Regions from separate parts of the Mus musculus genome. Here region 2 is linked to region 1. Evidence: chromatin loops called from intact Hi-C (ENCODE). Cell type or tissue: left cerebral cortex. All regions are shown on one strand. Links, peaks and the distances in the headings refer to the core of each region. The heading gives the core; the rest is flanking DNA. Region 1 overlaps Cyyr1 (cysteine and tyrosine-rich protein 1). Region 2 overlaps Gm41483 (a long non-coding RNA gene).

The links. Peaks named below come from ENCODE experiments on the same cell type or tissue, not always from the same donor. Only the 100,000 strongest peaks of a DNase experiment are listed, where the experiment ranks them.
Region 2: a loop joins it to region 1, with 12 times the contacts of the local background. A loop is called at or near these places in 2 of 42 quality-filtered maps.

Annotation. Positions count from the first base shown.
Region 1 is chr16:85,479,224-85,495,304 of GRCm38, forward strand. All of the region lies in intron 2 of Cyyr1 (cysteine and tyrosine-rich protein 1), which reads right to left. Among named protein-coding and RNA genes, the nearest start is that of Cyyr1, 63 kb to the right of the region's middle. In left cerebral cortex, for the core only: a CTCF peak has its summit at 9,079 (motif pointing right); DNase peaks (open chromatin) are centred at 8,217, 9,067 and 9,282.
Region 2 is chr16:85,340,127-85,356,207 of GRCm38, forward strand. It overlaps Gm41483 (a long non-coding RNA gene), which reads left to right. Exons shown (of 4, transcript XR_876194.2): 2 at 12,528-12,618. Among named protein-coding and RNA genes, the nearest start is that of Gm41483, 25 kb to the left of the region's middle. In left cerebral cortex, for the core only: no CTCF peak of the experiment used is centred there; DNase peaks (open chromatin) are centred at 7,717 and 9,702.

The DNA of each region.
Region 1 (16,081 bases), core at 5,478-13,477:
GATGGCCAGCAATCGTTCACTGCCTCTGCTTCTGGGACACTATGTCACTGCTTAGCTAGTTCTGTATAATTATCATCCATAAAAGTTTCCTTTATTAGGATGGCTGGAAATATTTGAGTGATAGAGTGTGTGCCTAGCACGCACGAGATCCTATATTTAGTCCTTATTAATTATCCACTCAGAAAGCATTCTATATTAAATATTCATGGTTACACTTGTAGTATATTTTCATATTCCACATATATACAATTGACTGAGAATATAGGAGAAAACAAGGATGAGTAGAAAAAATTGACGATACCTACGATTGCTTTATTCCCATGTAATTTCTATTTTAAATGTGTTTAAGATCCTGGCTCTTTTTGTTGAGGGACTATCATAAGATTACTTCCTGTTCTAGCTTTGTACATCTTAGTCCATCTGGTACTGATTTCCATGGGTTCTGAAACAACTTACAGGCAACCTGAATCCTTGAAAGCATCCCTGGAATTTTCTCTTGGCCTGGCGATCACCAAGGAAGGTCAGCAAGCCCCAGAGATCTTTTTCCCCATTCCTGAGATTACAATGATGTGTTACTATGTCAAAGTTACACGAATTCTGGGATGGGACTCAGGCACTCAAGCTGGCAAGGCAAGCAATAAACAAACGGAGCCATCTCTCCAGGCCCTTATCCCATGATTCCTGGCCTTTGTGTTTCCTTTGCACTACTCTCATATAGATATAATATTCCCAAGGAATGTCCCAAACTCCCATAGGACTAGAGAAACAAAGCCTGTGCTCTTGAAATATTCTGTGACCTAACTAAGGCATGGCCCCTTATAAAGTAACACTGTAGTTACAAGGAACGAATCATTTCTTTGGGGAGACTGATACATTAGCATCCAGGCCCCTGTTATAGTATAAAAGTATAGGCATGCACATGGTGGTCTATACTTTCTTTAGCTGACCTATGTACATACGTACAAATAGTATTTTGTGCTTTTTGTTGGAGTATATTGACTGAATGTTGTCTCAAAGTGGGCCCACATGTTTCATTTGTCTCATATATTTTTATTTGGTTGGTAATTTTAAGCAGCTATATTTGATGTTATCCCTTCATATTTCCCCCTCATTCATATCTGATGAGTCCTGGAAAAATGATGAGGACCTCATCTTTTCATAGAATATTGGCTATAAGTATATTTCTGTAGATATAATAGTAACCTAGGAGATATCACTTTTGACTTCTCCCGGAGAAGATGGATTGCTACACACCAGTTTTATCTGATATTTGAGGTAATAATGCATTAAACATTTTAATTAAATCAGACCCTAAGGATGAGTTAATTTAAGGTAAAAAAAAATCGAGGAAATAGAAACCTATAGAAGCATGAAAGGATACAATGCATGAAAGGCTACAAAGCTATTTTAAAAGCACAGTGTTTAGCATACTAGATCCTCTCTGTATCGTGAATGGTAGAAAGGTGATTGACTAATGGCTGCCAATAAACTCACACAGAGATTAACTCATGGTCAAGGGGCTTTGACCCACAGCTGAGAGGGGTGGCAATAGAAGATGTTAGGTGCTAGGGATCAAGCTGTGTTTCCAAAGGATTCAATCAGAAGGAAAAAACTAGATCACAAGGAGGAAGAATGGAGACTAGACAGCCATCTACCAGGAGGCTACATTGTGGTTGGAGTGAGGAAAGACATTGGTTAGTATAGTGGTTCAAGGGAGTGGTGTCCCCACAAAAGATATGTTAAAGTCCCAATTCTCAGACCCTGTGAATGTTTTAGTGTTTGGAAACAGCCATTAGCAGGTGCAGTTAGTTTAAGGATTTTGAGGCATTGTGCTCATTTGGGGCAATCTGGTTAGTCACTGTGTCCTGCATCAACTGTCCACATAGGGATACACAAGGTGGTTAGTCACTGTGTCCTGCATCAACTATCCAGATGGGATACACAAGGGAGGTGTCACAGACATAAAAGAATGATCACGGTCAACTAAGTGTGCTATAACAAGTGTCAGTATGGTCCAAGGACTGACATTAGCCCCAGAAACTAAACATCTAGTCTAGAGAAATAACTAAAGAGTGTGAGGTTCTGTTTGACATCTGTTTTGAGGCTGCTGGTCCCCAGAGCGTTAAGAAACACACTTCTGACTCTTTAAAAAAGAAAGGCTTCTTTATGGCAATTTGTCATGTCAACTATGTGTAGGTAGTATTATATATAGTAAGGCAAGGGAAACGGATGGAGTAGGAATCGGTGCAGGTCAGTAGGGATTCTGAGCAAGCCCAGTAAGAGCAGGATGCTATTGTATGCACGATTAAGTAGCTGGAAAGATGTCTGAGAGGTCAGGCAGGCAGGGAAGATCAGCAAGTAGATCAGATTGGTTAGAGGCAAGTGATGTTTTTTGAGTGGTAGAAAGCAAAATTAGAAAGGGAATACAAATACTGAGAACATAGTATTTTCTTGAAAAACGTAGGAGTCCACTGCAGAGTAGTGAGTGATCCCACCATAGAGCAGGTAGAATTTATACCCTGTACAAATGGAGCAACGCCCCCTGTCAGCTGGGGTGCACATAACTAAAACCGTATGCAGGGTTAATCAGGAGTGGCTTATTCTTCACAGTTACATAGGCTGGAAAATTCAGGGTTAAGTCACCTGCTCAAATGGCTGCTTTCTCTCTGTGTCTTCACATGCCAGAGAGAGGAGTCTCTGATGTGTCTATCTCTCCCTAAATGTACTCAAGTTGCCAAGGGGTTCTACCCTGTTATTCTCATTTAAATCCATCAAAGGCTTCAGCAATTTAGTATCATCCTAATGATACCACACATTGCAAACTGCATTTCTATGGAGAGGTAAATAATTCATTTTATAATGAGGAGTTTGTTGACCTGCAGATGAGGTGTTGACCACACAGGAGTAGCATCTGGGACAGGTTCTGAGATAGTCGCCTGAAAGAAAAATAAGACTGCTCCCGGAGAGGCTGTCTGTGTAGAATGGATGGTGGCAGGATGGCAGGTGTCACAAGGGACAGGTATCATTTGTAGATGTCAGCAAGCTCATTTGTTCAGTAGGAGAGAGGCTCTGCAGCTATAACAGGGGCCAGAGCAGTCAAGCAAAGTGTGTGTCAGGAGCTGAGCTGCAGTCCTGTGTGGTGGTCCTCTTCTTTTCTCTGTTCACCTCCACCCCAGATCTCACAGGGTGGGCCAACAACAGTTATCTACATTTCTCTTACAAGTGCATGTGGGCCACCAACTGCTGTTTTGGGAAGACGCTTCCCAAGATATCCGAAATGTTTGCCAATATTGTAGATGAGATACTTAAATTCTTTTGAATAATGGGGCCTTGAGACTTATAAGACTTAAAGGTTAAGTGTGAGTCAAAAACTCATACATTTGAGCCACTAGATGAGAAACGCTTTCTGCAAACAAGGAGTGGGGGTAGCTGTGCTTGCTCCTCTAAGAAGCTTCGTGTTTGTTCTATGTGAATAGACTCTGAAAGCAGAGGACATTTACTGCTAATATATGCAAGTGAGAGAAACCTTCGCTTAGAACAAAGTCAACAAGGAGGCAAATAGCTGCCTTTCCATTCCTTGCGCTGTTCCAAGGACGTGCAAACTACAGGGTTTGGTGCATCTGGTTCATCTCATCTCTTCTGATTGTGAGAGGACGTTTTACAGAGAACTTTGTAAAGTATCATATGCAGGTTCCACTTTTATTTCCCGTGTCAAAGGAGAAGTCTGCCACCAGGTCCATGAAATGACCCGGGATGGAGAGCAAGGACTGAAAGTCTCCTCTTTATTCGAACACTCTGCCCCTCCCTCTTCTCACACTCAACCATCTCAGCCTCATTTTCTTCATCTGTGTGCAGTGGACACCATGAGTCTCAGTTTCATCTTGTTATCGGGATAGAAGGATCCCCACCTTAGACTAAATAAAAATCTGACCACGTATGTATTATAAGAATTAATGACAGAATTATGTGCCTCGTTGAAGGGGCACATAATTAATGTAAGAATTCTAATGCTTAAGAACACACGGAGATGGGGGTGGGAGAATGAGAGGAGGGGAAGGAGAGAGGAGGGGAGAGGGAGGAGTGGTGGATGGTATTAATAAGTGTCAAGGAATAAATATGTTTTACTGAACGTGGAAAGAAACCACACCACAGAAGACTTTGTCTTGTCTGGCCCAATGTCTCAATGCCTCAGGGTAGAGCAGAGTATGTGTACCAATAACTAAAAAACAAAAGCAGTCACAAAGTGCAGCAATCCAAGACATCAATAGCGCCTAGTTCTTTGCATCCTAAACAAATAGCGAAGGATTTTTAAACCCCAGCATCAGTTTCTACACCGAGACTGAAATGAAATCAGGCAGCATGCCTGAGACAAGTAGAATTATCTGCTTAGGAAAGCAAAATCAAAAAGCAGAATCAAGATAAAGATATCATGGACACCCTACGGCAGCTCCGGACCCAACCCACAGCAAAGGCAGTATTATTTAGAAGAATCCATTTCTTGTATGCATACAGCAGGTATCCATGCCATGCAATTAGCCCTAAGTATACAACAGGTGTCCATGCAATGCATTTAGCCCTCGGTGTGTTTTTTTTATTTCATATTGTTTGTAGGCTGCAGCACACCAGTGAGCTGTAGTGAACAATCAAGGAAGCTCTGTGGCTCAAGTCCTTTCTTCAGGATCACATGGAACAGGTGGGCATCTGCCATCATTGGTGAATATTTTATTGACGACTTTTTCTTTTTACTACTGTTCACATATGGTAGTTGATTTTTGTCAGGATATTTAGAACCTACCCTAGAGATGTAGCCTGAGAATATATGTGCTGCAGTTAAAAACATCTACTTAATAATTCATTCTGAAGGTTAATGAGCCAAGGAGAATTAAAGTGGACAGAAATTTGGGAAGATAATGTGATTTTTTTTTACCTTGTTTTCAGAAGGCTCAGTTGTAGGGCTTTATTGGCTTCCAAACTCATAAAAATCCATTCACTATGACACCAGTTCTAATGTCTCTCTGGTAATTTAACACAATTAATGGTACTTTAAGATTCTTAATATAAAAGGGCAATTTGGGGAGAAATTTTTCTAGAGTGTTTGGAATCTGTTCTTGAGTGGGGGGGGGCACTTTTAAATATTTAAGTCCTGCTTGTTTGAACAACTGCTCTCAATACACAAAAAGAAATTAATAAAACTGTGTATAATCAAAGTAAATCAATCTTCTGTTTGGAAAAAGATGTTAGATATTTCAGATAACAGTTAAAATACCATTAAACAAATAACTATACAGCTCACAACCTACTTTAAGAAGTTAATTAAAAATCAAAATCTTCCCTTTTAATTCTTTTCAAGTCATGTTCACACATACAAATGTGCACACACATGCATATATACGCATATATATGTACACACATTCACACACACATATACGCATACATATGTTTTTTTTCTTCTTCCTTTTCCACATTTACTGTCTCTCATCTTATTTCTGCTCATTTTTGTCCTCAGCATGATCTGCCTGGAAACTCCGTTGCCAGGAGACCACTGCTGAGGACCAGCTAATGCTGGCTTCAAGAAAGAGCCAGAGAAATTACTGGTTTCTTCCTGAGCACATGCAGTAATTTCTAAAAGAAATAATAAAATACTTGTCTGGATATTAGTGATTCTGGCAATCGTACCTAATAACTAAAGTAGAAACTGTAAGTGGGGGGGGAGGGGGAAGAACTTTTAAAAATCTTCATGGCATCTGAGAGAGCAAGAGAGTGGGGGGGGGCAGGGAACAGGTAAAAATAAAATCTCCATCTTACTTATGGGAGAACCATCCAGTTCTTTGTTTCTTATTCATCCTGACTTTTCGCATGACTCTGCAGGTCTCTACTTTCTCTGGTTCAGCTATGGCATTAGTCCATTGTCATCCTCTTCAGCACAAAGGAATTTTAAAGAAGACCGTTCCATGAAGTGGAACAAGAGGGACCATGGGCAGGGGCAGTGTTAAAGGACACAAAATATGTTTTGTTATGCAATTATAAGAATTGCATATCTACATAGCTTCCTAGAATCTCATACTGGAGTAGATTCCAAGAATCCAGGTCACACCTCGTTGTCCAGGTAACTCAGTGTTATGAGAAATGCAATAAAAACTAACCTATAATCTAGAAACCTTATCAGAATTAAAACACAACTCAGCAATGAAATTAGAGAGAAAGCAAGCCCCTCTTTTCTCAACTTTAATAGTTCATGTATTTGTTTAATAGTTTGCTGTATTTATTTCGATTCTATATAACATAGACTTTCATATAGTGTTCATGATTGCCAAAGTACAGTGAAATATTCAAAGCTAATATTTATTTAAAAAAAAAACAAAACCCTGTATTCCCATGCTAAAAAAGAAATCAGTTACAACCCCATGCTGCAAATGAAGATAAGCTCCAGCACAGAAATGCAGAGATGCCGGGAAATGGCGCTTCCCAGAGAGCTAAAGATGAAGCTTTGATGACCTCAGTTCTGCACCGTGTCACAGTGCAGCCAGGAGCTGGCTGTGCAGCTTCACCAACCTTCACAGCAGTTCCTTTGATGGTAAGAAAAAGGCACGGTCTTAACATTCTTCACTTACGAGGATATTACGAGAACTAAATGAGGGTGTATGGGCAAGCAGCGTGCCCGGAGCATCAAATGCTTGATATACATTAGCTATGATCATTAGCATTATCTTTTGGTTAATTGAGCTGCTGGGATCATGAGCTTCTGAGACAGTTTACTCAGGCAGCCATGGGGCCCAGCTACTCAAGAACTTCTGCTAAGAAGATGAAAGAAAGTGCCTGTCTACATAACACCATCTAAGGAGGATTTTCCCTCCTGGAAAATACAGGTTAATAAAAAACCATAACTTGACAACAATGTTTCTAACACTTTTTTTTGTAGACATTAGGGAGAAGTGACATGAGACCACATGAAGAAACTATTTATTCTTGGGGTTAGGTGAAATCAAGGTTCTTCCCCTTCTAAACTGTACCTGGACTGTTTATTAACATGATCAAGGTACGATCGTCTTCGTATTTTTAACACTACTTGCTATTATTCTCCTATTGCTCTTAATAGTGGCTACATATTTAAACATGCTAATTGATGAAGCTTATGGAGTTTGGTATGTGCCTATGGAACCATTATCACGACCCTTTGGTTCACTGATACCTCCTCCCAAAGGGGTACCATTTTGGTTGATGACTTCATAGTTTGCATTCTGTCCTTTATAAAAGTACATTTATGAATTTGAATACTCTGAAGCCTCTATTTCCATTGTTGGTTAACTTTTAGTCCTCAACTACTAATTGTACTTCATTTACTCTGTCCCAGATCACCCTGATTCTCTGTTGAAGTCATCCTCTTTCTAGTTTTCCTACGTGATGATATTTTTTGACAAATAGGGAGTTTCTCTAAATTATAAATCTCTAAGGTTTGGTGTCACCACAGGTTTTTTTTATTAAAAAAACTCTATGGATATTATTTTTAACCATATTTTGCAGTCTAAACCAACTTGGCCAAAAGCTTAGTAAGGGTTCTGAGAAAATAGTTTCTGAGAAGACATAAATGCAATCTGTAGGGACAGCTACATCCTCAAACCCAGCCTGCCTAATGAAGATCTGGGTCCATTTCGGGTGTAAGCTCATCAAGCAATGTGCTTAGCGTTTTTGGTAGAACGCTACAATCCATATCAAGGCACTACCCTGGAGATCTGACCCACATACCCATGTTGTGATTTTTTTCTATCCTGGAAAGAAAAACAGCCTTAATTAAAAAGTTGCATGGACTCCTGTTGGGTTCATATCCAAGTGGATGCCCACTTAGTAAATGACCCAGGCCCTCAATGACCATTTGTTTACATTTGTTCTGTAAATAAAGACATCTTTTTTTGTTGTTAAGAAAAGTAGATCAAGGTTTATAGCTCATTACCAGAGAAATATTCCTCATCACAATGTAATATGCCTGGAGCTTAGAATTATTTCTATGCATTTCACGAAGGGATAAAGAATACTCTAAAATTGTTTTTTGGAAAAAGTCACGGTGGCTCTGAAAATGCTCAGCCCCCAAGGTTGTAGCAATCTCCACTTGAGGGTTCTCTTTACTTTCATCTTCTAGATTCACACTCAATCGTGACACATGAGGCATATGTCTCAATTCCTTACATTACCAGCCGCGTGAAAACAGATGACTCATGCACCGCTATAAAAGCATGCTTCTGCAGTAGCCAACCTTCTGCTGACTGGAGAGAGACTTCAAGTTGATGAGGCAAACCCCAGCAATGTCCCATCCCAGAACATATGGTACCTAGTAATAAGAAACACAAGCCTAAATATAAATACCAAACAATGTTGCATTGCTGAAGTTAAGTATCTTTATGTCATTGCTCGATGGAATAGCTCCCTTAAACGAATCATTCCTTACACAAATTTCATAATTGAGGAGCTAATTTTCCAACTATTTTCTCCTTTATAGTCAAAGAATCAAACATAGAATAAAATTATGTCAGCCATAGAGAAATTTCGCAGCAAGCCAATGAGAATTTCAAAGATAAATTATGCATGGACATGAAAATGCCAGACCAAAAAAAAAAAAAATACCAACAACAAAGAACATCAACAAAACCCTACTTTATGAAAGACCAAGTTTGATATTGAAATTCTATACAGTTTCTAAGTTATCCAATAAGCTATAGTAAACGCCCATATTCCTTATGGGAATATGTGAGAACACAATATTCTTTTCTGTCTCTTGAGCATCCTTTTGTGTGTGGTGAGCTGCACGTATCACATTCTCTTAGAAACGTCAGTGGGGCAACACCTCTCGGTAGGGCAGTTCTGTATTTAGACTTCAAGAGTGATTGAGCACCTACGATTTGCCTTTGCTTCAGTGGTTTCAGACCCAAGAGTTGTGGTACTGATGCAGGCAAGTTCAAAGTCACCTCTGATGTGAGGCATCCTGAAGGTGAAGCCAGGGGACACGTCACCAACCTTTGGTATATAAATAGAAGCTGTAAGTAATAGAATATTGTGAGCAAGACACAGTGTGCAAATCCTCCACTGGAGGGCAGGATTTTTGGAAGGTCAAAGATGTGTGAAATAGCTTATGACATTTGGGAAATAAACTGTATTATATGGCTGCTGCAGCCTGTGCAGTCTAGGGGTGGCAACAGATGGCAGCTAAACATGCCGTCAGGAATTTGATCATGAGGGAATCTTTCAGCCCAACAAGGGGATTGCATAAGGAAGGCAAAAGCCAATCTAACTTTGGCAGATGCTGTCTCCAACAGTATACAACGAGATGAGGAACCCAGGAAAGCTCACAGGGGCATTTCTACAATTCACGTGCCTCCAAACAAGAGCTAAGTGTGAGGATGTATTAAGTTGTAGGAAAGGAGGTTGGAGAGATGGTGAAAAACAGGCTTTTTAGTAACATCTGAGATTCCTGGCTGGGGAAGTCTAGGGAATTATCTGCACTGACAAAAGCATGCTTTGGTCACAAATTACAGAGTTCTTAGAGTATTCATCTAGAAATGTCACAGTAAACCGTGAAATGAATACACCTCTGTAGCTTTGCATGCTATCAGCTTATATTTTCTGATAATCTTTTTTAGTTTCTGAAAGATAGGTAAAGATTCTTGCAAAGATCTCTTTGACAGCTGTTTGGTAAATATTTCAAACCAGGGAACTGCAACTGAGGGTACAGGGGACATAGAAACCTGTACCACTGTGTGCATCATTCCCACTAGACGCTCACAATGAACTAACTAATAGCGTTGGCTCAGCTAGAATCACTTCTGGGTCAAGCGTCCGAGGATCAGTGATGGTGGCGTTGCATTGCCATAGTGAGTAATGCCAGGCACTGTCCAGTATCACAAATTCAGTTTCTAAAAAATGTTGCTTTCGTGGTTTTGTGCATGTTTGCGTCTTTGTTTGTTTGTTTGTTTGTTTGTTTGTTTTTAAAGAGAGAAGGAAATGAAGATAAAGTTAGGTGATTGGGGAGGGAAGGAGGATCAGGGAAGGCTTGGGAGAGGGGAAAACACGGTCAAAATATATTGCATGAACATTTTTCCAATAAAAATATGCTGTTGGGGGATCTAAATTAAATTAAGGTCCTACATTGCACTTTATTTTTTTAATTGGATTGCAATTTTATTCAGAACAAGGGCTGAAGTTCCCATAGTTGCACGAGAGCCATTCTGTGAAGGGCCTCCCTCCTGCCTCTCTGACCTTAACACAAGTGTATAATGTAAACACATAGTCAGATCAAGATAATTGGCTTGGCCATCTCCTCGAACATTGATTACTTCTCTGTGTTAAGAACACTCCAAGCCCACTTTACAAGCTGTTTGGAAGTACACAGTGTTTTAGTGTCAACCACTGTTGTCCTATTATGCTGCACAATAATATAAGTTTCTTTCTTCTTCAGCATTGTACCGCTGATCCAACCACACTCTTTTTATCTCCTTTCCCTGACACCCTTCCCAGGCTCTGATAATTAATAGTCTACTTTCTGCATCTTAGAGATGAATCCATAAGCCTCCACACGTGAGAACATGTAGCACTTGTCTGTTTGTGCCTGATTGATTTTAGTTAACATGTCCTCTGGCTTCATCGACGTTGCTGCAAATGACAGCAATTTATTCTTTTTCCTGGCTGAATAATATTCATGGTTGTGTATATACCATATTTCCTTTACCCATTCTTCCATTCCTAAAAGCCTAGATTGGTTCCATATGTTGTCAATTGTGATTTATACACTTATTTTCACCTTTGGCTAGCGACTTTCTAGGACATTTCTGAATCATTTCAAATTCATGTTTGTCAGGCTTTTGGAGGGGGGTAGTTCTATATTGTCTTCTATAACTGCTTCACTAGTTTATATGCCCAACAATCCTGTTTGAGAAGCTCATTTCTCCATAGCTTTACCAGCATTTGCTTGCTTGTTTGCTATGTCTTTGATAAAGGGCATTTTAACATGGATGGAACAATAACATACACCATAGCTTAGATCCCAATTGGGCTGGTGGTGTTCTTAAGGTGCAGTGTGGCACCATGATGGCAGCTGAGGAGGAGGATGCCCTAGGGATGGACATAAGACCTGGCCAAGCCAACCACTACTCACTCATATGGGAAAACAAACAAACAAACAAACAACAACAAAAACAAGAGAAATAACATATGCCCTATTTCCACCTAGGGGACGGCAAAGGGCAAATACTGACGTTTGTAAGCAAAGGGGTGGGAGAGGGCTGCTACTAACATGTTTGCTGTCCAAGCACAAGGAACTGTATCCTGATCCCTAGAATCAGTGTAAATAAAGCTGTGCATGGCAACATGAGCCTGTAACCCCAGCTGTAGGGAAAGCAGAAATATTCCTGAAGCTCCTTGGCCATCCAGAGAAGCCCAGTGTATGAACCTTAGGCTTAATGAGGGGCTTTGCCTCAAACACTAAAGGTACAGAGTGATAGAGAAAGAATATTCATCGTAGACATTGGACCTCCAAACGCAAGTATACATCTACACAAGCATGTACAAGTGGATCCTATGTGCATGCTTGTAAACAGTTTCCAAATGTAGGCTGACACTCAAATGGTAGTACATGGACAATGGCGCTTAATACACAGGAGAAATCTGTTCCGATAACGTAAAACAAATTGGATTTACACTAGGACCCTAGGGAATGTTACCATGTCCAGGTCTGACAATTCCTTCAGCACTGACATAAATACCTACTTATGAATTGATGTTAGATTATTTTATATTTATGGATATATTATTTGTATCCATATTATATATAATATTTATATTTATAATTATTTTATATTTATATGAAGAAGATTAACTAAATAATGTAAAGGCCCAAGTTTATAGACTACCAGAGGATGCCTCTGTGCATTGCTTCTGACCCTCGGTGCACTCAATACTGGAAGTCTGTGTGGGAGATCTGCAGAGGGGATTCCCGTCCTGGACAGGCTGGCACATCATAGAATCAATGGCTCATAATTCATGTCTGTGTAGCGCAAGGTATAATGATGCACAAATACTAGTTATTTGAAAAGTCTTACTAGGTTATATTGAAAAATATATAAAAATCTTCTTAATGATGTTACTTTTTATAGATTTGGATGATTAATGAGTACCTTTCTTGTGCAATTTCAAAGTAAATGAATTTAAGCCTTTTGTCAGTTTCCTCAAGGTGGTTGACGATGATAAAAGGTTAATATTAATAACAGCAGTAACTACATCCAATCTTCCAGGTTTCTATATTTGGAAAGGTATTATAAAGTGCACAAAAGGAGTCTCTTGGGTATATTCAATTAAAGATACAGAAATATACGTAGAGATGTGATCTGTTCCAATCACTTACAAAGTGACCAAGGAGGCCGGGCAGTGGTGGCACACGCCTTTAATCCCAGCACTTGGGAAGCAGAGGCAGGCAGATTTCTGAGTTAGAGGCCAGCCTGGTCTACAGAGTGAGTTCCAGGACAGCCAGGGCTACACAGAGAAACCCTGTCTCAAAAAACCAAAAAACCAAAAACCAAAACCAAAAAAGAAAAATACCAAAGAGGACTCTATGAGCACTTCATCTGTTCACTGTGGTTGCCCATTTCTTATGAAGAAGACAGTGCATTTGGTCTGTGTGCATCTGCATTCAGCAGCAAGGTTTTCATTTAGTGAGCTGATAGTTTGTTTGCTCTGTAAAAACTCCCCCTGCCACTGGACTAAAAGATGTTCCTTGCAAGTGGCTGTATTGTATACACTAGCCAGTAGGGATATCTTCAAAGTCACTCAAAGGCCACAGGCAGGGAGTGTAAACTATTCTGGATCATAAACTAGCAGTGTTAGGCTAATCAACACACAGAATACAGATGAGAATCTTCTAATTAAATCTTGTCATGAAATTTCCTATTGTCTTGTTGGTCCCTGTAGCTTGGCTGTGTTGCTCAAAGAGGATGAACTCAGCCAGGACAGACATCAATAGACACAGTCAGACAGGCTCTGAAAGTCAGATGGCACATATTAAAGAGATAAAGCCTTTTACAGGTTCACTGCACCAGCGTTTTGAAACATGCCAAGGGCTGGCCTTCCAAGCTAAGGGGCAGAGCCCAGTGCAGTGTGTTTTGCAGCTGTATATAGCACTGTGATATGATGGGTTGTTTTGCTATGTGGCTGCCTCTTTGTTTTAACTTACGGAAACCATACACTACTGTCTTCACTCAAGGATATGAGCTACTATTCCTTTTACCCCCTCCCGTGCAAAGGATTATAACCTTGAGAAAAAAGTTGCTTTTCTTCTTTTATTCTCTTTAGAATGTTTCTGCCATCTTCTACAATTAAAAACAAAATAAAACAAACAAGCAAACAAACAAACAAACAAAAACAATACTCAGCCAGATGGCTACAGTGCCAAGTTGAGGGCACATTGGAAAGAGTGTTTGGAATAAAAAGATTAGTAGCTATGTAAAAATAGGAAGCCCAGACCTCCTCCTTATCCCAGCATACCACATCTCACACCGTATATACCACACACACACACATGCACACACACACACACACACACACACACACACACACACACACACACACACACACTATACCTCACACACATTCTTCTTGACTAATGAGGGCAGCTGAATTTGTTTCCTTTCTTATTTCTCACTTTTTCTGCTCCTTTTCCAATTCCAGTTGTACCATTTACATTGAGCCTGTATCAGAATTCACCAAACTACAGCCTAAGGGCCAGAAATTTTACCAGCTGCCTACTTTTGAATGTCCGGCTAGCTATCAAGATACTTCACATTGTTAAGTAGTCATGGTAATACAATTCACAATAATATTTTGTCAAATTAAATTTTGGTGTCCCTAAATAAATTTTGGGGATGAATTTTATCCTTTACTCGTGCATTGATTATGACATCTTTGGAGCGAGAAGGGCAGGGCTGAATAATTGCACCCTAGAGTACACAAACTCTACAGCATAAATGGTCTGCTATTTGGCCACATAACATACAGAGTTGTCAAGCTCCAGTGTGTATAATTAACACCCTTGAAGTTGGCAGTATGTGGCTATGTACCACAGTTCTCCCATCAAACATCTGTTATCCTAAGTGATGTTTTTGTCACTTGAGCATTCTTGTTTTTCTGGAATCTGGACTAGTTGAGAATCTCTTTATAAACATCTCCAGTCACTACTTATTCTTCCCTTCGTACCACTTTATCAGCCCTGTCTGTATTCATATTACTCTGGTCTTTACCTACTGATATTTAATACTGACAAACAGGCTCAAATAATACTTTTATTGTGGCAGTTCAGAAATGTGTTAAGATAATGTGAGTTTCTGCTTCAAGAAATTTGCATGCTACTTTGAACTCTTCTGACACTCTCTCTATATCCTGACTTGCATGGCCTTTAGGTATGCATTCAACTCCTATCTATTGGTTGATCATTTAGTCCTTAAGTTTTATGACTGTACTTTGTCATCTTTACACTTTTAAGGGTGTTTCAGATGTGTACAGTCCCTATACAGTTTCCATTGCCTGTGACTGACTCTAGACTTCATGCCAACCCTTGGTGAGCTCACAATTCCATCCTTCAGTTGAAGGTCCCAAGGAGTTCCAGTAGCATTGTAAAAGACACATTAGTAGTATAATTAAAGGTGTGCTGAATAAATGGGGTTCCATAAGAAACAGATAAGTTTGGAAAGGCATGAGCTCAAATATGAATCCAGCAGCTACTACACTGAAGACCAGCTAGACTCTAAAATAGAAGATCATTATCATGAATTAGAGAGAAACCACTACAAAAAGTTATTTGAATGGAACCCTAAACACTGAGGATTATCGAAATTATTCTTGCTTCTGCTTATACATATAACCCAGAGCCTGAAGATTAGAGAAACTGGTGAAGAATAAAATCTGTCCCTAGCTATAGGTGAATATGAGGGACACAGAGGAGAGAATCGAGCAGAGGGCAGAGAAGGACCAAGTGGGTACAACTGACTTGAACACTAACTACTTATCAGACTCCATGATATGACTATTAACAGTTTCTCATGACATATGTGCAGTAACTCTGTAAAGGAGCTGAAGAAGTCGCCTGTTCTATAGACAAAAAAAAAAAAAAAAAAAAAAAAAAAAAAAAAAGCAGGCTAGCAGAGATTAAGTAATTGGAAGAACTGATAAAAGAGGCATACATGAACCTAAACTAAATCTGGAATTAGCTTTCCACTATAATATTATATACTCCATCGATAAATGCTACTAATGGCTTGAGAGAACCCTACATGGAATACCTGTTAGCGTTACTTCTTTCCACCACATTTTCTTAACTTTTTCCTTGTTAGATAGCTTACACCTCTTCTATAGCTGGCCCATGGAGGTTACAACCTATGTGTTGTCTGTCATATGACCCACAAAGCACAGGGAGTAACTTAAGAAATTATTAGAGCTGAGCATGATCCCAATAAACTGATGCAGAGAAATCATGAACTCAGGGCAAACCTGGGATGGATCGGGAGACCTGATCTGAACAAGCAAAGAATCAATACATAAAACAAAATAAAGAAAAATAACTAGTTCTTGGAGAACTGCTTTAGATCTCTGGCCATCAACGATTGGACAAAGTATTTACACTGACTTCCAAGGCTTCTGCCAGTTTGTTCATTAACCTCAGGGTCTTCTCAGGCAATCACTGACTTTATGCCTCCTGTTATTAAAAGTCATATGTTCACTCCTATCTCTGAACTCAGAGATAATCTTTCTTCCTTCACTAACTATGTTCTCCTATAATATTATATGGTGCCATATTTGATCCGAAACAGCACTTGTGTACATGCTAAAAACTTCAAGAAGCATACTGTGAACTTCCAATAATTTTGACTCATTTCTTATACCTCACACAAGTGTATTGTAGTGCCATTTATACAAGACCAGTGGTTTCTAAAGTGCTAGGTACCACCGATAATGAAGAACGGAAATATAACTTTCTTAGGCCCTGTGGTGATCTTAATGACATGTCTCACATAGCCTTGGGTATTTGAATAGTTGGTTCCCAGTTGGTGGC
Region 2 (16,081 bases), core at 3,362-11,361, 140 kb before region 1:
AAGAGTTTACAGTTAGATGAAGAGAGGAGATAGAGAACTATGCAAAGAGATTGTAGGAAAAGGGTCTGTATGGTAAGTACCAGGATGAGGGAAATGAGGTACTCACATCTAGAATCTTTACAGTCATTGGCCAAAGTAATATATGAAAGCTGAACTCTGCAATTAGAGGTAGACAGGCAGTGAGGCTAGTTTCATATAATCCCCAATGCAATAGAGTCTGTGTTCTTGGAGCTTCTCCATTCTGAGAAGCATGCGAATCACAGATGATCTGGGAGTAGGGTCTAAAATTTCAAATTTCTATACCAGGACAGTAAATCTCAATTCAAGGTGACTTTGCCTCCAGAGAACATTTGAGAATGTCTGGAGATATTACTACTTATCAGAACAAGAAGAAAAAGGCCTGGAGGTTATTGGTATCCACTGGCTAGATGTCATAATAGATACATATCTTATATAGCATTTCTTAAGAAAGAATGACACAGCCCAAAGGGTCAGTAGTGACAAGGTTGGGAAATGTTATATTGGTGACTTCTGTAGAAAAGAGGCAGATATAAAACACACACACACGCACACACACACACACACACACACACACACACACACACACTTCAGTTCTGTAGCTATGATAAAATGCCCTGGCCAAAGCATTTTTGGTGAGGAAAGGTTTTATTTGGCTTACATTCGCAGGATACAGTTCATCAGTGAGTGATAGTCTAGGCAGAAGTATAAACAGTTTGTCATACCCACCATCAAAATCAGAGAAAAATGAAGGCACCCATGTGGCCTGCTTGCTGCTTCATCTACACCCCAACCCCCATGCTTACAAAAATTCAGGGCTCAGCCTAACCACAATGCTACCCATAGTGCACTGGGTTTTCCTTCATCAATTTCTACATTGAGACTATCCCCCACAGATATGCCATTGGCCCAACCTGATCTAGACAATGCCATGTTTGTTCTCAGGTGATTCCAAGTTGTGGCAAGCTGACATTTAAAACAAAACAAACAATCACAGTATTCAAATTACAGCAAGAAAGGAACCAGGGAGGTGTGTATTAATGGAGCGAGCTCTTTCAAAGATTGATGTCACAATTTCCATTGTAATTTCTTGTATTTCAATGTACTACGGTGAGTAGATCTACGTCTGTGACAGAAAAAGAATTCCACCAAGACTGGTCTAGCTGGGAAGATATGTAGGGATAATCTAGATCTTGACCAGGAAAATTCCACATTTTTCAATGACCAGCACAGTAACAAATATGTAACCTGACTAGGGGTACGAGAAAGAAGAATTTTGTATGGATGATGGTTCTAATAGAAATAACCCTCTAGTATCTGCAGGCATCCAACCACACAGATGACTCATCAATGACAGGAATCATTTCTGAGAAAAAGGGCTCCTCCTCTCTGGAGTGAGAAATACAAAATATGGAATTAAGCATCTTCTCCTGCTGGAAAATGAGAACGCATTAAACAAGCAGACAAAACAAATCCTACGCTGATGGATATACCCATGCCCAATGGAAGATGGGCCAACTCAAAGAATTCTAAATAGCAAAACCTAGAACAACTGGAACAATAAAATCAAGTGTTATCAAATTATATCCCAAAGTATAAAATAAACATCAGGGAACCTATACATGTATAAATGAATCATTGAATAAATTACTGAGTCATAGCAAAGAAGCACCAATTCTATGAAGAAAAGTTTCAGATTACTTATGTAGATGCTGAGATACTGTAATGGTCAGGAACTAGAACATTCATACGCCTTAAATGTGATTTGCACATACTGGCTTCTTTCTAAAGTAGACAAGGCTGAAGAGAAAGTTAGCTTTCCACTACAAAAGCCTGACATAATATCTGAGCCAGGTGACGGAGAGCATATCCGCAGCCATAAATTGTGCGCAGAGTATGTACCTTGGGTCCGATAGTATCGGCATTTTATCTCTATGATCTACCTCTCTAGAGCTCACACTGCCAGTATATTTATAAGGGAAATATTGCCTTCCAAAAGATGAACATCCTATCAAATACTTCACCTGCATTCAAAATTGCTAAGGCCATCAAAACCAAGGAAAAGTTTGCGAACCTGTCATATCTCATAGAAGTCTAAAGCAATCTGAAGAATAAATGCATTGTGGAGGCGTGGGTGGGAATCTGAAACAGAAAGAGTCCACTAGGTATGAGACAGAGAACTAGGAACTTTAGTTAATGACAATGCATCTGTCATATTCATGTCAAATGTAGGACACATAGGGATTTTGCTTTATGATCAATTTTTCTGTTCAAAATATCTAAAACTGCTATAAATTAAAATCCAACAATTAACCAAAAATCACTGAAGAGAAGGCTAGGCTCTATCATACACTAGAAAGCTCATGTCCTTTCTCATTTGCATTTTTGCAAAATGCATAAAATATATATATATTTTGTGCAGCAAGCCTCTGTGCAGAGGTGCCAACTTCATAGCCTTCCTTCTAGTTCATTTCCTTTATTTTATGGAAGATGGAGCAAGAAAGAATCTCATCATCTGTTAAAAGGTTAGAGAAGCCATGCCATCAGTTGCTACTCTAGCCATTAAGTTAACTGCCTTTTCCTGGGACAGTGTTCTTTTGTCTCTGAGGAACCTATGCTTGGATTTGGTGTTGCAGTATAGCAGGTCAGGCTGTAGTGACAAAAGCAGTTACTCCTTGTTCAAAATTAGACTGAACAGACTAACACTAAACACTATTATACAGCAAGAAAAGAAATAGACTTCTATACAATGCTGTTATTAGGACAATTTAATATTTGTCAATTTCTCATTTTTATAGTGCTGTGGATTGAGCCCCAAACCTCATGTGTGCCAGATAGATGTTTTACAACTGTGCTATATCTCAACAAGTGAAATATCGAAAGAAACGATCAAAAGTACTTCCTTATCTTATCCCGAAGTGCACAGAAGCTAAAACTTCTGAGGAAAGACCCAGAAACTTCACCACCCTTTGTATAGGGCTAATGGATTAAAAATTAGAAAAAAATATAAAAAAAAGAAAGAAAAATTAACCCTTGCAACCCCTGTAGGGGAAATCACAGTGAGCAAAAATTAGGGTGTTTATGGAAATCTGAAAATGTCTAAATTACAGAAGGTGAGATATTTAAGAAGCAGCCACATTGCTCAGGCTAACCTGTAACATCGCCTACTATGTTGGCTGCCATGGCTTTTGGCAAGGGAGAAGCTGCCTGCAAAGATGGACGATGATGCCAGGGATGAATCCTTTGATGTAATGGGCTTCAGATGCATCGATGCTCTTGTTAATAAGCAATGTACATAGCTTGTGAACAGAAGGGAGATGCTTCAGAAGTGTTATTAGCCTTTCAACCTGGCAATGTTCCTCATTTATCATCTGTTTAAAACTTCGTTATTTTTATTTTGAAAGATTGGTTATAGTATTATGGACTTCCAGAAGTCAACTATTGATTTTCAAAAGAAGTATAGCTAATGGAAAGGCAATGTAGTTTTCCTTTCGTCATTAATCACACTCTTGGAATTTCTTGTGGTGGTTCAAATTCTTATCTTTTCTTCAGTTAAAATAGGTACTGTTTTTCGAAGCATTTGCTGTGGGTCATACCATTTATTCCTAAGTAATGCTCAGAGGAGAACCTGGTCTTGCTTTCTTGCAGATGTGGACACTGAGGGTACCAAAGCAAGAAAGGAGTAAGACTCAGGCTGTAGAGTTCAGGCTGTCTATACCAAAGTGAGGCCATGCACTTAGCTTATGATTCCTACTGTTCAACCTGAGTTGTTCATGAGTGTGAAGAATGGGTTGTGATGTATGTATTCAAACTCTGTCATGTTTTATCATTCTTACTGAAGGTAAGACTCAGGGATTCTTTGCTCTGAGAGCTCCTGGGTGCCTCACCATGGTACTGAGAGGAAATCAGATGTTATTGTGGTACATTTTCATTGTACCTGGTGTTTGTCACATCATAACACTTATCAAAAATCCAGTTATCTGTTTCATATTGTTACCCTATAATTTGTAAACTTGCTCAGGACAAGGACTACATAGTTCATTGTCATCTCCTTGGGACCCAGAACTGTCCTTGGATACAATAAATTATGGAAAAATATTCATAGAATGAATAAATAGGAAAGGGAAATGTATTTAAACACAATAGACTATTGAAACATAGAACTGTAGTACATAATTCAAAATCTATTTGAGGGACTGTCATATGTTAAAATAATTTGTTACTTTGATAACTAAATGTCCCTGAGTCAACCCTAGAAAATTATTCTAAATGGAAGTTCAGTTTTCAGCTTATGTCATAATAGTAGAGCATAACTTTAGGAAAGTTTAGTAACTGTCAATAAGAATTTTATTGTATATATGTCAAAGAGAAAGAATAGGAGAGAGAAGTTCAACAAATAAACTCGGATGCTCCTTATCCAAGTTCAGCATGCATGGATACATGGCCATGACTCTTCTTGCTTTAATATCTTTATCCATTCCCACTTGTAGAATATCTGGGAGTAATTCTTAGACATTATGCTATCTCATTGCACCTCCGTGTAAGATGTTTAAAATGGAATAGTATCAGAGAACTGTCACCACAAGAATAGTAATATTTCTCTCTTCATATAAGATATCTTGCCAGTGTTCACATCTTCCAAACTTTTTACAGACTTTTCAAATTACTATTCAGTTCATGTGAATTGAAATCTAAGAGACTGGTATTTCCTTCAAATTCCAGGTCATGCTTCTCTTTTATTTTCTTGAAGAAGTAGAACCACCAGTTCTGTAGCTATAGCCATCGTCAGGATTTTTCTATTCTTGCCATAATGGTTTCACTTCATATACAGTTCTCTAGCTCTTACTGGATAGGTGATGAGGTAGGGCAGAATCTTTTGTCTATTGAGTAAGTTTGAGTAAAGAAAGTAGTGCAAGGAAATAAGGAGAGAAGAGGACCTGTGCGGAGTCTTCTAGTATGCCAGTTACCATGAAAACACTATCATTTACATAGGAACAAGGAAAGGCTATAAGGGGGAAAGATTCAATTCACTAAGATGTCTTAGCAATGAGAATGATAATATCCTGTCCTTCATATCAGATACCTTGCTATTATAATGACATTAGCAATAGTAAATGCTAAGCATGGGAGTCTAACCCCATTTCCTGTGGTGGGTTGAATGAGAAATGTCTTCCATAGATTCACATATCTGAATATTTGATTCTTGGTTGGTGGCACTATGTAGGGAGGTTGTGGAACCATCAAGAACTATACCTTGCTGGAGGAAGTCTATCACCATGAGTGGGTTTTAATACAACCCTCTATAACCCCTGCTACTGACAAATGAAAGACGTCTTTAACAAACCCATATGGCCTGGTACTGAACACTGGTAGTGAAAATTGAGGGGAAAGATGTTGTAAAGAAAAGAGTTGTTGCCTTCCAGGAAATGTATACTGCTAAGCAGTCCTCTGTGGCTGTTCTCTGGCTCAATAGAAGACTAAGGGAGAATATGGAGTACTTCAGAGTGCACCTGACCATCTTTTATATCACCAGAGTTGACATCATTTTTGATGCTTTCTCTGTTACCTGCTGAAGCAGAATGAGCAATGGGGTGATGTAGAAAATACAGGCATAAATCCGTCTGACCAAGATGCTTATTGAAAGGCAAGATATATGAAAATTTTGTCCTCTGAAAGCTGTAGAGGGAAATTATCTGTAGAGAAGACAGAGGAAAATAATTGGTTTCAAGAAAAGTTTCAAAAGATTTCATGCTACGGTGATCCTATGTCTTGTGTGCATGTCTTGTCTCTGCAGTTGGTGTCTCCCATTTCTCAAAGGGGGTATATGGCAAGTGCTTCCAAGTTCTCTCATCACAACTTCCATTTGTCACACGAGGGTTTGCTTATCTTTGGAGACTCCTGAAGTTCCGTTTACTTACTCTAGTTCCCTAATGCCATGGACCTACTAGGCAAGCATTCTGGTCCTGACCTATTGTGAGAAGTTTTACCCGTGGTGGTTAAGAGATGATGCTTCAATCAAAAATCATTCGTGTTCAAGCTGAACTGAGTAAAGAGAAAACTCTCAAGTCAAAATTAGGTCCTCAACAATGAATAGTGAGTTCTAGTCAACTTCACTTCCTCATTCGCTCACTCACTAATGTGGAGGTTGTAGATATGCAATTATCCAAGTTCTCTGCAAATGAGAATTAGAATTGTCTACAAAATAAATTACGATTGTTAAATTCTCAAACTGCCAGAGGGTGATGTTTAGACTTCCTATTGTAGAGATTTTGATTTGGTTTTTGGGGAGCTTGACTTGACATCTGCGTTGCCGGTGGGAAGTCAGGTTTAGGTAATGTGGTTTTGGATACAATGGTGAAGCAAGAAGAGCATATTTACCCTCTAGGAGAAAAAAGAAGGGTTATTAGATGACTAACTCAAATAAGCTCAGTGGGGAGAAGGAAGGGGAGAGGCAAAAGCACTCATTTAAAAAGTGGTTTTGGAAAACCTTGTGGGAGATGAGAACTAAAGAGAAACTGGAGTGAATTTGTGGTGTTCACTAAGGGAGAAACAGAGAAGAAAGTTATTCTTTTACAATAAAATGCAGAAACCCCACCCCTTTCAATCATAAGAGCTTTATTATCTTTACAAAGTCCCAGGACTCAGAAGTTATTGCAAATAGTCATATTTCCACTGTATATTGAACAGCTGCCTTGAGTCACATACTGTGTTAGGCATTGATAGATGATGAATCAGCCATGGCAACGACAATATCTTAATCCAGTAGTTGTTTCCGAATACCCGAGAATAATGAGGAAAGAATGTGCTTCTGTGAGAAGAGAAGAGAAAGACACTTCGGACCCTGAAGCAGGTCTCAGGGTCCCTTGGTCATCAAGAAACTGCCTTCTCATCCCGCTTTCTATCTGATGCTCCTTTTTTACCTTAACGTTGACTTTCGCATCTCATATTCTAGGAAGGTGGCTTTAAGTGTAATTTAGAACTGACCTTAATCATACCTAGCTTTGGGTAGACTTGATTCAATGAAGGAATGAGCATGGATTATATTTACTACGTCTATGAATGCTGTTAGGTACCATGATGCAGATTTGAGTATGAGCTGTCTAGTGGGCTGAACTTGAGAAAGAAAAGAACATCAAAAAAGAACACAATCATGATGGTAAATTATAAGTCATGAAATGAAACACATCCACATGTGTAGGCAAGTGAAGGGGATTGCAGCTGACGATACACTTTGGTGTTAACATCTGGGTTCTCTTTGGAGCCCAGTGCTGCCTTTACTCATGTTTATTGCATGAGCGTGTGCAATAGAGTTGGGCCAGCTTAGGATGAACACTTATTCTTAAAGAAATGAATTAAGTTAATAATTTATTTCTCAAGGATATCTTGGGAGAGATTTAAAGGGCTTCAAAACTGACAAGTCTATTCATTCTGATTCTCCTTCTAGATGGTCTTTTGTTTTGCCTTCAACTTCACTGCAAAAGCAATTCTGAGTGATTTTTTTTAAGGGTTCATTAACACTCCAAGGTAACATTCTGTGTTTGGCTTTTACAGAAACTATGAATAACACTTGCAGAGAAATTCATACTGGTGAAAACAGGAGTTAGATAATAATAGTAATTTCACACTTTTCCCCCATGGAAGCTGAAAGCGCTTGCAAAATGCAAACAAGAATATTGAGAATTCCCAGTAGGAAGGTGGCAGAAATCACAGCTGCCATTTAGAGATGGAGTTTTCCCTGAGAGAACCTCCATGGAAAAGGAAAGCAAGCCGATGCGATGGTTTTCCAGCTAGTCTAAAAACACCCGGGAGGGAAGACTCTTTTTGTGATATGTTAGCTTTTCTGTGGAGTAACTGTTGCCCATATTATTATTTCTCATAATAATGCCAAACTTTCAAAGACACCGTCATTAGTCTTCAGCACTTGGCTGGATGATGAAGGTCCAGGCTGTATCTTAGCGCTCAGGGCTAAAGCCTTGCCCTTCCTACCCAGAGACATGCTCTAGTTTATATCTGAGCCTATCCTTCTATCAATTGCTTGTCCCCTACCACACTGTCTGGAAGACTGCCAGGTGGGATAGTGGTGATGGGGACCCTTCTTCTGGCACAGAGTTGTCAGAACATTACATTTCTTTTCCTCTGTGCCTATGAAATTTTAAGCTACAAAGTTGAGATCCCAGAAGTGCAAATTAATTAAATCAAATCATTATGTATTCCTGTATACTATTTAAAAAAAATTTAAAGGACAATGATTCCCTGAAAATGAAAAACATTATATAGTCATGGCTGTATTTTTTTTTGGGTGGGGGGAACTAAATCATATGATATCTTTTCAGTTTAATTTATTTATTTACTTACTTATTTTAGAAAGCCTTTCATCTTGTCCAGATTTTTATTCAAATTAGAACTATAATTTTTGCTTTCTGTACAAAAGAGTGTGTATCTTTCTCATACATTATATTTCCTCTTTCACTTTCAGCAGCTCGAGTGTGGTCATTCTGGAGAGGTGTGTGTCACAGAAATAACTACCTTTGCCCAGCTCATCACAAAAGCCTCAACTTTAACCTTGTTATCCTGTGAAACGACAGTTTCCTTTATTCCACAAGCGATGAAACATAAGCCAGTATGCAGATAATAGAGGGCTTGTGGCCAGGTACCTTCTAGAAATGTTCTGACAAGGATTAAAACAAGCAGATAATATGCTTCTCCTTAGATGTCAGATGACAAAGCTAATGTCTCCTGTAAGAACAGGTTACAGGCTTAATTCTAGTGATCAGCATGGGGGAGGAGGTTACACTATCAAGCTTTTACCTCTTCAGTCTATTAGCTCAAACATGAGCAACTCTGCATAACGAACGGCTTGGCTTAAATATACATTGATTTTCACAACAGAAGGAGCAGTGATCATACTGTCACCCAATACACACAGGTCTCAAGCACTTAATGTATTCTTACATGCATTTGTCAATTTTCTGACTTTGAATATTACTTGGGTCCATTTTATTTGATAGCATTTTACACTGTCAAGGAGAAAAACAGAATTCACCCCTACACAGTTTTCATGGTGGGCTTCTGTGTCCTGTTGTCTCACTGCTTCTAGGCCCATTTTTCAGGATTTGTTTCAGAGTTATTCTTTTCAAGGAAGACCTTGAGTCCAACACAATGTAGCAGGCATGCTGGAGTTCACTCCACAGCAACTTTTGCCATACCTTTTTGTCCTACAGATGCCTCAAAGATCAGTATTTGAATCACCAATTCCCTTGATGCTCAAAGTGGCCATGTGGCAGAGTGTGGACTGATTCACAGCCACTTTGTGGCCTCAAGAATAATGCCTGGTTATTAACTGTGGTCCGGTTGCTAACAGAAAGCACCTAATTCCTAATAACTCCATGTAACAGCTATCCCAGATCTGGAACATCTTTCTGATTCTTCTATATGGTAAAGATAAATTCTTAAACAGTCATATTGGGTTTTCTAGTATTCATTGCAGGTTGAACTGATAAACTTTTCAACTACATCCCTTTCAGACCTCATTAAGTTCAAAGCTAGATTCTCTTTAAATACAGGAGGTAAGAGTAAAAGGCCAAAGAGTATATAATCTTTTGTTCTCTTCACTGTCCCTCAGCCCCTACACTTTATCTTTTTGACCTTCCTTCTTCAAGTTTTAATTCTACCATTAGCACAAACAGCAGGTCTTGGTGCAATGGATTTCTTAGAACCTCTTTCCTGAAAGCCCTTATATATTTTAAAAGATGTCTATAATTACATATGATGGTATTTTCATAAAGCCTTATATAATCGTCCAAAAAAGGATGCTTGCCATCTGCATGCCTTGATTGTTGATGCTATCTCATGCTGGAAAGATAAATCTCTAATGCTTTATTTAGTTAAAGGTGTTAAATTTTAAATAGACAAATGCATATTTGTAAAATGCATTGTGTTCATAGCTTAATAAGCTAATATTTTCTCTTGAGACAATAAACTAGGATTCGTTGGCTATTTTTTCCAAATAATAGCAATTCTTGAATAAATATTTCAAGGACCTTACCTCTAGTTTCTAATTTCATACTATTAAAAACTTGAGAAGTTAAACTGCTGAATTATAAGTAGAAATAAAAATATTTGTCTCCGTTTCTACAGTAGGCCATTATGAGAATCAAACAAGACAATAGTAAATTGTAGTAATATAGTTTAGTCCATAAGTACCAAATATAATGCTCTTACTTGGCATTGAAGTTGGAATATGAATGCCACCATTGTTCTAAATTAGGACTGTTTACTAACAATAAACATAGAATTAATGTTCCCCTACATTTTCCATTTTTGAAAGGCACATTAGTAGGGAAAGTGAAGGGTGAAAGACAACCCCCACTTGTTTCCTTAACCCTATTTCCAGCTCCATTTTGGAGGGGCTAAACACTAAAATTTACTTCTGTCACACAGTGTGAGGCACCGCTTCTCAGGCTGCCACTAGGCCCCCTTTTTCTGGACTCTCTAGCTTCCAGAAATTTTACCAGAAGAGAAAAGAACATGTACTGAGAACGTGGTAGGGACTTTCCATGCTGGGATAAAATAACCCAAGGAAAGTGACTTAAGGAAGGAAAGGATTCTTGTGGCTCAGAGTTAGAGGGTACAGTTCACCAGGTGGGGGAGGCTATGAGGGAGGAACAGTGGGCATCCGGTCACGTGGCACACAACCAGAAAGTCGAGAGAGGAGGCTACAAGAGAGAAGCATTGGACAACTGGTCACATGGTACACACAATCAGGATGTAGAGAGAATTGAACATTGACCACTGGTGTTCATCTCACTTTCTTCTTGGATTCAGCCCGGGATCCTTAGCCTATGGAGTACTGCTGTCAACACTTAAGGTAGATCTTCCAATCTCGCTTAATCTAATCTATACATTTATTCAGCCATCCTCATAGGTTACTCTCCTGGGTGACTCCAGCTACTGTCTAGATGACTATCAATATTAACCCTCACCATTGAGGGGGAGGTATCTAACTGTTAGAGTCAATCCTAAGGAAATAGTGAAGCCAAGATAGCTAGCTAGCTATTCAAAAACAGCAGAGCCAACAACACCTATATCAGAAGATTAAAAAAAAGGCCTTACTAAGTTCCCAATATCTTCATGATTTATTCTGAAAAGAGATGCGAGGGAGGAGAACTAGTCTGGAGGTGGCCACTCCCTGCCCACTATGTTTTGCTTGGCAGCCTAAGCTTTTGTTGTTGCATTTCTTATTTTGCTCTGTTTTGAGCAATATCTCTATATGTACTCCAAATAGTTTGTGACCTCAGCATTCCAAGTACCTACCTAGAGTTGGCAGTAGGCTTGAGCTATTTATTTACTTATTTTATTATATATATATATATATATATATATTTTTTTTTTATTACGTATTTTCCTCAATTACATTTCCAATGCTATCCCAAAAGTCCCCCCTCCCCACTCCCCTACCCACCCATTCCCATTTTTTGGCCCTGGCATTCCCCTGTACTGGGGCATATAAAGTTTGCCTGTCCAATGGGCCTCTCTTTCCAGTGATGGCCGCCTAGGCCATCTTTTGATACATATGCAGCTAGAGTCAAGAGCTCCGGGGTACTGGTTAGTTCATAATGTTGTTCCACCTATAGGGTTGCAGATCCCTTTAGCTCCTTGGGTACTTTCTCTAGCTCCTCCATTGGGAGCCCTGTTATCCATCTATTAGCTGACTGTGAGCATCCACTTCTGTGTTTGCTAGGCCCCGGCATAGTCTCACAAGAAACAGCTACATCTGGGTCCTTTCGATAAAATCTTGCTAGTATATGCAATGGTGTCAGCGTTTGGATGCTGATTATGGGGTGGATCCCTGGATATGGCAGTCTCTACATGGTCCATCCTTTCATCTCAGCTCCAAACTTTGTCTTTGTAACTCCTTCCATGGGTGTTTTGTTCCCAATTCTAAGGAGGGGCATAGTGTCCACACTTCAGTCTTCATTCTTCTTGAGTTTCATGTGTTTAGCAAATTGTATCTTATATCTTGGGTATCCTAGGTTTGGGGCTAATATCCACTTATCAGTGAGTACATATTGTGTGCGTTCTTTTGTGATTGGGTTACCTCACTCAGGATGATGCCCTCCAGGTCCATCCATTTGGCTAGGAATTTCATAAATTCATTCTTTTTAATAGCTGAGTAGTACTCCATTGTGTAGATGTACCACATTTTCTGTATCCATTCCTCTGTTGAGGGGCATCTGGGTTCTTTCCAGCTTCTGGCTATTATAAATAAGGCTGCTATGAACATAGTGGAGCATGTGTCCTTCTTACCAGATCCCCGGGCTATCTTGCCAGCAGAGTCTTGCCTAACACCCGCAAGGGCCCACACAGGACTCCCCACGGGATCCTAAGACCTCTGGTGAGTGGAACACAGCGCCTGCCCCAATCCAATCGCGTGTCCTAGTTTTTATTGTCAACATGACATAACCTGGAAAGATGGAAGCCTAATCAAATATTTTTTTTTCCCCAATCAGATTGGCCTGTGACCATGTCTGTGAGAGACTGTCTTGATTGATGATGATTGCAGGAAGGTCAACCCACTGTGGGCGGTGTAATCCCTAGCAGGTAAGCGTGAGTTGTGTAGGAATTATAACAAGCTATCAAGTAAGCGTTCTTCCATGGTTTCTATTTTGGTTCCTGCTTTGACTCCCCTCAATGATGAATTGTGATCTGGAAGTCTATTCTAGAAATAAACCTTTCTCCCCTAAGTTGTTTTTGCTCATGCTGATTATCCCAGCAGCAGAAAGCATACTAGAACAACATGTATGCATGTTCATATGTGCTCATGCTTTTGTAAACATGCACATATATAATATGCATGGCACATATGCACACAACACATACACAGATGCATGTAAAAAATAAAAATATATAAACTTCTCACAAGTTAGCCAAAATATATATGGACTTTGGTGTTGTTGTAAATCTCCTCCCAACTATGCCCCAGCAATGAAAACACAACAAAGTTAATATGATTTCATGCTGTGCACCTAGATTGGGCAGATCTACCACTATACTACCATCTTCCACAGCTTATGAGAGCCCTTAGAACTTGTGATTTCTCCAGGCCATGTGTTCCTACTCCACTTTTCTTCTTCATCCTCCTCTGCATCCTCTCCCTCTTCCATTTTCTCCTTCCTCTCTCCCTCTCACTTTCTGCTCCATCTTCCCTTTTATCTGCCCAATCATCAGCTCTCCTTTATTTTACAAATTGAGGTGAGAAGCAGGTTTACAGGAAATCACCTGAGTACTGACTCATTCCTTGTTCAAAACCACTCAAAAGAGAAGGAAATTAACATCAAATATAATTAGTCCCAGGGCTATCTACAACACTTTGGTACCTCTTATAGAATAGATGCATTTCACCACACACCTCTTATGTCTGAAGAATAGTTTTCCCCTTGGACTATGTATCCTAAGGCCTTATGACCTCTGTCTGCAAAACCTTATTTTGTGGAATAAAGTCTTTCTGGCCTGAAATGACCCTTTTCTATAATATGAACAATTAAGTTAGGGGCTGGGTTTAGATAAAGTAAATTTCTGTAGAATTGGGCATGATTATTTTTGTGTTAAATATATTCAGATTCTTCCTCAGAATATGACATGCCAGGATATCTCACTACAGCTTACAAGAGAATATGACATGTGAGGATATCTCACTACGGCTTACAAGAGAATATGACATGCGAGGATATCTCACTATGGCTTACAAGAATATGATATGCTAGGATATCTCACTACGGCTTACAAGAGAATATATTTGTTTAGGTATTCTCTATAAGTGTTTCTTATAAACTATATAACCTATTTGATAACCATATCCTTTCCTCCACTTGTGTTACATTTCTAAAACACGTATGATCTCTTAAAACATGAATAAAGATTTCTTAGCTTTAAATTAATATGTGTCAATTGAACATGTAATTTTTGTGAAAATTACATCGATTTACAACTCTAAAATATTACAATTTAAATTTTCTGTGGAAACTATGAGAAGATCAGTATAATGAGTACTTTTTGAAAAGTGTTAATTCTAATGTATCACCATAGTTTTTTCAAGCTTCTCTCCCAAATTCTATAGAACACACGTGCTCTCTTAATTGATTTTGGATTCTTTAAAGATTTGCTCTTTACATTAGAACAGGCAAATACCTGTTTTTTTTTTTTAAGTACCTATAAATTTATTATCATGAAATCTTCAAAATAGTTATTTTGATGAACATGTCTTAGCATTTAATAATAAATAAATCATTAATACTCTCAGTGAATTTACAATCGTATGTGGAATAGCAAGATTGGATAGCACAAGCCTTTCTTTTGTTATTATTCTTATTGCAAGTAAAAGAAGATATTTTCACGTACTCTCTTTCCTATAACTTACTATAGGCTTTACATTGTTTTCTGTTCTTAATTCTCCCAGCTTATGGTTATGAGTGAAAAATAATCTACAAGAAGACCCAAGTCATGATTATATAGATAGGAAGGGATTGTTGGATGAGATTCTTCCCAGATAAAGTAACATTTTGGCAGTGGGCTTGTAATTCCTCTAACATAACTTTGTTGTATTTACTTTATTGGTGATATTTTGTTCTCTTTTAGTTTTTGCGACTAACCCTGAAGCTCATGCTGGCCTGGCCCTTGTGGACCCCCTCACACTGCACCCCTCACACTGCACCCCTCACACTACACCCCTCACACTGCAGCCTCTCACGCGATGACGTTATAAGCAGGAGCCCGGTCCCTAATCACTTTCTTGGAGGAACAACTCAATAGCTATTTTTTCCATAAACATTTACACAAGTTTAATAGCTTCAATGACATTTTATTTTCACCCAACTAATTCTTATTATTCAAGGTCTATGTGTTTTCTCCCTGGCAAGATTCTACAATATGAATATGATTAAGATCAGACACATGTTTTGGGGGGCTCATTGTTCAGTCAGTTGAAAGGACAACTACTACCTAATGGTTGACTATAGTAATCAACAATAATTATTATAAAAATAGAAAAAAGTGGGAGACATTAGGAGACAGAGCTGTAAACTTAAGTGTGCTTGTATTAGTTATTTTTCTTGCTACTCTCATAAATACTTAAGAAAAGCAATTTTAGGAAACATTTATCTGTGCTCACATTTTGAGGGTTCCCAATCATGATAGAGAAACCATGGCAACAGGAGAGTTAGATGGTTTTTCACATTGAAGCTAGCCGGGAATCAAAGAGAAGAATGTTAGTGCTCTATTTGCTTTCTCTGCTTTCTTTTGGAACCTTGCATGTGGAATGGTGCTGCCTACATTCTAGGGTATGTCTTCCCATATCAGTTAAACCTTATTGGAAATGCTCTTCTGCACATGGCAAGAGGTTTGTCTCCTAGATATTTTTCTGCTCCCAAGTTGACAATGAAGTTTGACCTTCTTGAGTCCATCCCCTGTCAATACCCAAACACATCACTTTCAAATCACTGCCTTCCATTTTCCACCACTGAGTCTTAGAGACTCATGTTCATTTCACAATGCAAAATACACATAGTTCATCTCCAAAATTCCCCACAGATTTTAACAGTCCAAATACTGTTCAAAAGTGTAAAGTCTTTTCTGAAACTTAATATAATCTCTTTACTGCGAGTTTCCCTAAAATAATAAAAAAAATACAAATTACATACTTTTAATATCCAATGGCATGAAGTAAGCTTTTCCATTTTAAAAGAGAGGGATGTGGGCATAGCAAGGAAAGACTGGCCAGTGCAAGATGGAGGCTCAACCGGATAAACATAAAATCCTGAGATTCCATGATTAGTGTCTGGAGCTCTCAGTGGGATCAAATAGGCTTCAACTTTCTTGGTTAGCCCAACCCTTTGACATACAAAGCCAATGAGCCTCTGCCTTGAGCCAGTTTAAGTCCTTGTTTTCAGCATCCTTGATGGACGTCCCATGGTCTTGGTATCTACAACATCTTGGGCTTTCTATTGTAACTTCAGTCAGTTTCACTTTCTCAACTTCATGCAGTTATTTCAGGGTTTCCTTGAGGACA